Linked DNA regions of Homo sapiens: region 1 is linked to region 2. Evidence: chromatin loops called from intact Hi-C (ENCODE). Cell type or tissue: endothelial cell of umbilical vein. All regions are shown on one strand. Each heading gives the region's core, and the rest is flanking DNA. Links, peaks and the distances in the headings are about the cores only. Region 1 overlaps LOC105371348 (a long non-coding RNA gene). Region 2 has its middle 19 kb from the start of MON1B.

What was found. Hi-C counts contacts between places; a loop is a spot of excess contacts. Peaks named below come from ENCODE experiments on the same cell type or tissue, not always from the same donor. Only the 100,000 strongest peaks of a DNase experiment are listed, where the experiment ranks them.
Region 1: it touches region 2 in a loop (13-fold over the local background); 90 of 110 quality-filtered maps call a loop at or near these places.

What each region holds. Positions count from the first base shown.
Region 1 is chr16:75,787,748-75,790,670 of GRCh38, reverse strand. All of the region lies in intron 2 of LOC105371348 (a long non-coding RNA gene), which reads right to left. Among named protein-coding and RNA genes, the nearest start is that of CPHXL, 63 kb to the right of the region's middle. In endothelial cell of umbilical vein, for the core only: a CTCF peak has its summit at 1,327 (motif pointing left); a DNase peak (open chromatin) is centred at 1,300.
Region 2 is chr16:77,170,444-77,173,366 of GRCh38, reverse strand. No RefSeq gene overlaps it. Among named protein-coding and RNA genes, the nearest start is that of MON1B, 19 kb to the left of the region's middle. In endothelial cell of umbilical vein, for the core only: a CTCF peak has its summit at 1,421 (motif pointing right); DNase peaks (open chromatin) are centred at 246 and 1,416; H3K27ac peaks cover 1,007 bases.

The DNA of each region.
Region 1 (2,923 bases), core at 211-2,710, 1.4 Mb after region 2:
GACCATCCTGGCTAACACGGTGAAACCCCGTCTCTACTAAAAATACAAAAAAATTAGCCGGGCGTGGTGGCAGGCGCCTGTAGTCCCAGCTACTCAGGAGGCTGAGGCAGGAGAATGGCGTGAACCCGGGAGGCGGAGCTTGCAGTGAGCCGAGATGGCGCCACCGCACTCCAGCCTGAGGCACAGAGCGAGACTCTGTCTCAAAAAATAATAATAATGATGATGTTTAATTTATTTGTTTTGCTAATTTACAAGTGTCTGAGATGAAATTTATTTTGTTCTTTTGAGCCCAACCTAATTATTTATCTAAGTCTAGCCGATCTTTGCTCCGATTCTTTACCGACGGGCAAGAACCTTGTATTTGGTCACTGTGTGCTCGCTGCTGCCCGCATCCTGTAGTCTCTCCCCGCCGCAGCCAGAGTCATCTAATGCGGGGTCTCCAAGGAGGTCTGTCTACCCCATATGCACAGGATGATCCACCGGTGAGGAGCAAAATTGTATATCTCCAACTGACATTATTTTATATTAATAAATATGAAAGAAATTCGATCTGCAATATCATCTTCAGAGATGGACCCTAGCAGTCTTACTCTATTTATATGTGAAATGGTCATGCAGCACATGGAGTGTGCCAGGCATTTTGAGGCCACGTCCCTGTTTTTACTTCCTGCCACTCTCGTCATCTTCTTATGATATGCTTAAGTCCCTGTCTCTTTCTCTGCTGCACTGTTAGGCATGAACTGCTATCTGCCCTTTTCTCAAGTAGAAAATTTCTACACATCTTTTAAACCCTGCTCAATGGTCACCTCCTCTGGGAAGCTTCTAGACAACCCCAGACAGTTGAAGAGCACACACAAGCCTGGGACTGTGCCTGTGGTCCACCTGTGTGTCTCCTCACAAGGACAGAAGCCCCCAGAGGCAGTAGACACATCTTATTCTTTTCTGGGCTGGTCTTACAAACCAGACACAAACGGATGTCGATGACTGCCCTCATAAATATATTTAAATCCCCTGTAGGTGAAAAGTTTCCCTAACGAGTGTATCATATCTACTACTGACCATAGTGAGGAACATACCATAAATCATTTCAATCTATAGCATGTATTATTTTAGGCAAAATAACTTTACTAATTTTACACTGAAGTAAAAATTCCACAATAACAGATATAGGAATAAAATGGAACTCAATAAAACAGACTGTTATACCCAAACCAAGACCAAATATATAATTCCGTGTATCTCTTAGAATAACCTAGAAATGCTTTGCAGGGTTCCTTTACTGAAAAGAATCTCAGCTGTATAACATTGCCACCTAGTGGTGGATTGCAAAACACAGTAACTCAAAATAATCCTAACCACCATTTCAAAGATGCGTAATAGGATCCTTAATGAAAGAAACCAAAATATTTCACCCCAAGATATACGGCTATTCATAGGGGGCTTGAAATATCATCATGGCTAAAAGGCTGTCTTTTGTCAGGAGATTTGCATCTGTAGAGAATCTGCCTTGAGGCAGGCGTGGTGGCTGACACCTGTAATCTCAACACTTTGGGAGGCTGAGGCAGGAGGATCACTTGAGCCCAGGAGTTTGAGATCAGCCTGGGAAACATAGGGAGACCCCCGTCTCTATTTATAAAAAATTTATTTTAGAAAAAAAGCCAGAGAATCTGCCTTGATGCAGCCAGGTTTCTCTGAGACTCTCCCTTGCCTGGATCGAGGAAAGATAAACTGAGAGTCTGACACCTTTAGAGGTCTGCAAGAAACATACCACCTAATCTTTCTGAGGGCCGATACCTGTGAGGTTTCATCTACATAACGAGACCACCTTTGCTAGCCAGGCCTCCTCTTTTCTCCCTCCCATAATCTGTCTTATTATTATAACCTATTTTACCACCTCTATTAGTCTGTTCTTGCATTGCATTACCTGAGACTGGGTAATTTAATAAGAAAAAAGGTTTAATTGGCTTCGTGGCTCTACAGGCTGTACAGGAAGCAGGGCTGGGGAGGCCTCAGGAAACTTACAATCATGGCAGAACGCGAAGGGGAAGCAGGCATGTCCTACATGGTGAGAGCAGGAGGAAGAGAGCGAAGCGGGAGGTGCTACACACTTTTAAACAATCAGATTTCATGAGAACTCACTCACTACCACGAGACTAGCAAGGGGAAAATCCACCCCCATGATCCAATCACCTCCTACCAGACCCCTCCTCCAACATCGGGGATTACAATTCCACGTGAGATTTGGGCAGGGACAGAAATCCAAACCATGTCACCACCATAACCAGTTTTGGGCCATGCTCTGAGGCCCCATTCTTTTTATAACCTCAAGGTGATATATAAGTTTCTGTAGCCCATTAGAGGGTTGCGATAATCACTCTGTAATTTTCCCCACCTGCACACTAATAAATTTGTAGGCCATTTCTACTATTATTCTGCCCTTTGTTATGATTTTTCAGTGACTCTTCAGAGGGTAAAGAGGAAGCTTTCCCTTGGCCCTTACATTAGGCTCTGGCCATGATGGTATAACGGAAACCAGAGTTCCTTTCCACCAGAAACAAACAAAAACCAGACAAAAGATATGACACCGTGGTTTGCCAGACACTGGACATCAGGCAGTAAATGATCATGTGAAACTGGAAACAAAGACGGTAAGCCCTACAGCTGTCCCCAGATTTCTGCCTTGAAAGAGATTCCAGGCCACAGTGCAAGGATAAGGAACCCAGGGGAAGCCTAGTGGACTCCCAGAGTGAAGAAGACAGAGCTGAGAGTCCAGGAAGGCCCAGGTGGCTGGAATAGAAGGGAAAGAGTACCAGAAAGCAGAGAATTGCAAAGAGAACAAATTTGGAGAGCTCCAGATGGTCTCCTTCTAATACTCAGATGAATATAATTAGTATATGTGTGAGTAAACCACTCAAGCCAGGAA
Region 2 (2,923 bases), core at 112-2,611:
AGGGATGGGAGAGAATCTATTTCTCAGAAGTCTCAGTGGAAATCTCATTGACTCTGGTTAGATATGTGTCCATGCCAGAACCAATCACTATGGCCAGGAAATGATTCATTTAGAATGGGCCAAGGCAATGAAGGTTCACCCTGGGCTTGAAAGTGAGGCCAAGATCACTCAAGTCATCATAAGGAGTAATTGTCCAAAGGAAGTTCAGGTTGTTGCAGCTGCTGGGAATCTGAATGCCCAGGAAGCAGGAAATAAATTTCTCTCATAGGCCCTGATCAAAGAATGCCAGGAACAGCATGATACAGTTTTAGACTGAAGGATGGTGGCAGGAAGCCAGTGGAATCTTTGGGTAGAAGTATGGCAAACTTGAAAATTGCTAAGAGAGTAGATTTTAAGTGTTTGTATTGCAAAAAAAAAAAAAAAAAGAAATGTTAAGTATGTGAAGGTAATGCATATTTAATTAGCTTGATTTAGCCATTTCACAATATCTATACATATATCAAAACAGCATGTTGGACACCATCAATATATATAATTTTTATTTGTCAATTAAAAAGAAGAATGAAAAAGATTATTCTCTCCTGATTTTTGGATGGAATAACGATGAAAGGAAAGAGATTTTAGAAGCAGGTGGGATGCTAATGAGAATATGTCAGTCCTTCGAATAAAAGCTTGGGAGGACTTAAGCCATTTCTGTGGCACGGAGAATAGAAAATTGCGATTTAAATAAACCCCATCAAATAGATTACTGTCCATTATCAGTGCGATAAAACCTTTTGAGAATTTGTCAAGGAGTATCTACATATTTGAAATAAACAACTTGCTCATTGATAATCTGCATTTTACTTATGGACTTTAGGATAAATGAAGCCATGATTCATACAGTCTCTACAAGGAAATTGAAAAGGAAAACCTTCCCCAAGAGGAAGATGATGTCAGAAACATGATACTCAACTACCTTATCGCTGAGTTGTCCTAGGGAATAGCAACTTCGTTGTCTAGATGTTATAATTTCTCCTCGATTTACTTTAATTAATGAGGCAAGTATAGACATGCTTGTCCAAATAAAGATTTAAAATTGGAGGGACTCAGAACACCAGAGTATTAGAGCTAACAGGGACCCGCCAGTGTGATTTATCTTATAGATGAGAAAACAGGTTGGGGAAGGAAAAGAGACTTAGCTGGCAGCCACCCAGAGAATCAGTGGCTCAGCTAGTGCTATTCTAACAACTTATCCTAGCTTTGTGCCTCCCTGAGGACTAGGACCTTTGCTTTTATTCCAATTTCAGAGGCAATTTTAGGGGAACTCCCTGAAAAGTGTAAACTGAAAAAGATGCCTGGGAGCCTGGGAGTTTCCTATGTAGTGCTCTAGGTGGGAAACCTTTGCTCACATAAAGATGACTGTCTTTATCAAAGGTGGCCACTAGATGGCAGAAAAAACCCATGTACCTGATATGGAAGCATATGTTCCAAAGATTTTGAGACTTGAGTATTTCTGAGACCAGCTCATCTGCCTGGTGAATATAGAAAATTAGGGATCATTGTGATATCAGTCCACCCCCATGTAAATCCCCCAAATCTGTACCTCTCTCCAGAGTCCTGTGGTTAATCTCATCCTTCTCGTCATTAAAACCCATAAAGGAAACAATTTACTTTGAAAACTATTTTATAAAAAGCTTGAATGACTATTAAGTAGCATTTTATGGTTTCTACTAGGATTTTCTGCATAACAATAGAAATTATTTGACAACTCAAAGTGTGAATGAATCTCTGGTGGCCAGAGTGGTGTATGAAATAATTTTGGATAAGGGAGAATTCATCTGCCTCTGAAATCAAGTCAATGGGGAAAGCCAGGTACTTCCAGTAATAAAAAGAGCTGATATTTACTCAGCACTTTACCATGTGCCAGGCACTGTGCTAAGCACTTTATAGAATAAATTTATTTAATCATCACAATAATTATATGATGCAATGCTCAGTAAATCTGTTTTACAGAAAAGTACACAGATCTCCACAGAGTTCACGTAACTTGCTCAAGGTCATATGGTTAGAAAAATGCTCGTGGCTATTTTCTTTTTATTTATTTATACTACATGGAATTAAAAATATGGTGCTTTGTGTTAGTATAATAAGGGTTTTATGAATTCAGATGAAAAGTAATTGCTCTCTTGACCCTGTGACACGTGTGCTAAAAACCTTCTCATTATTAGACCATTAGAAAGAGTAGATATGGTAAAAAATTTTAGCTGTGTTACAGTAACTGTGACCATAAATTAATGCTTAAGGAAACACTGTGACGATAGCTAGGACGATGTCAGCAGAATATTCTAAACCAGCACTATCCTGCTAGCTCCAGATCACGTGACCCTCTGTAGTGCCATGGGGTGGCTAAACCCATGTCCTAGGGGCTTCAAGGGATCCAAGGCTATCCTCCACCCCCTCCACAGGCAAAACATCACCCACATTCTTCCAATCTGATGTCTTTTTCTGCTGGCATAACTTGATGTTCAAGAGCTTCCTGCAGCAGCTCAGCATCCCTGGGGAGGAATGAGCTTTGTCAGTGCTGGGATGTCTGTGTCAGGGTCCTGTGCCCAGAGAACAGCCTCCCCACTCACTGGCCCATCTCCTAAAACCCACTATGGTGGTCAGGATTCTTGGTTGAAAGTAGGAGAAACCAATCCCAGTCATCTCGTTGAAAAAGTGGCTATGAAATCAGTTAAAGTTAAGTCATGGCGGGCATGATGGAAAATGGCTGAACTCCAGGAAAAATGGAAGCAGAAACTGGAAAGAAAGATTCTGAAAACTCTTTTTCTCTGACACCCAACCCCTGCCTATACTTCTCTCCATGCATCATTATTCTTGTTTCTTTGCCCACAACTTTTCCTGCTTCTTAGTAAAATTCCTGGCCATCCACAGCTCTAAA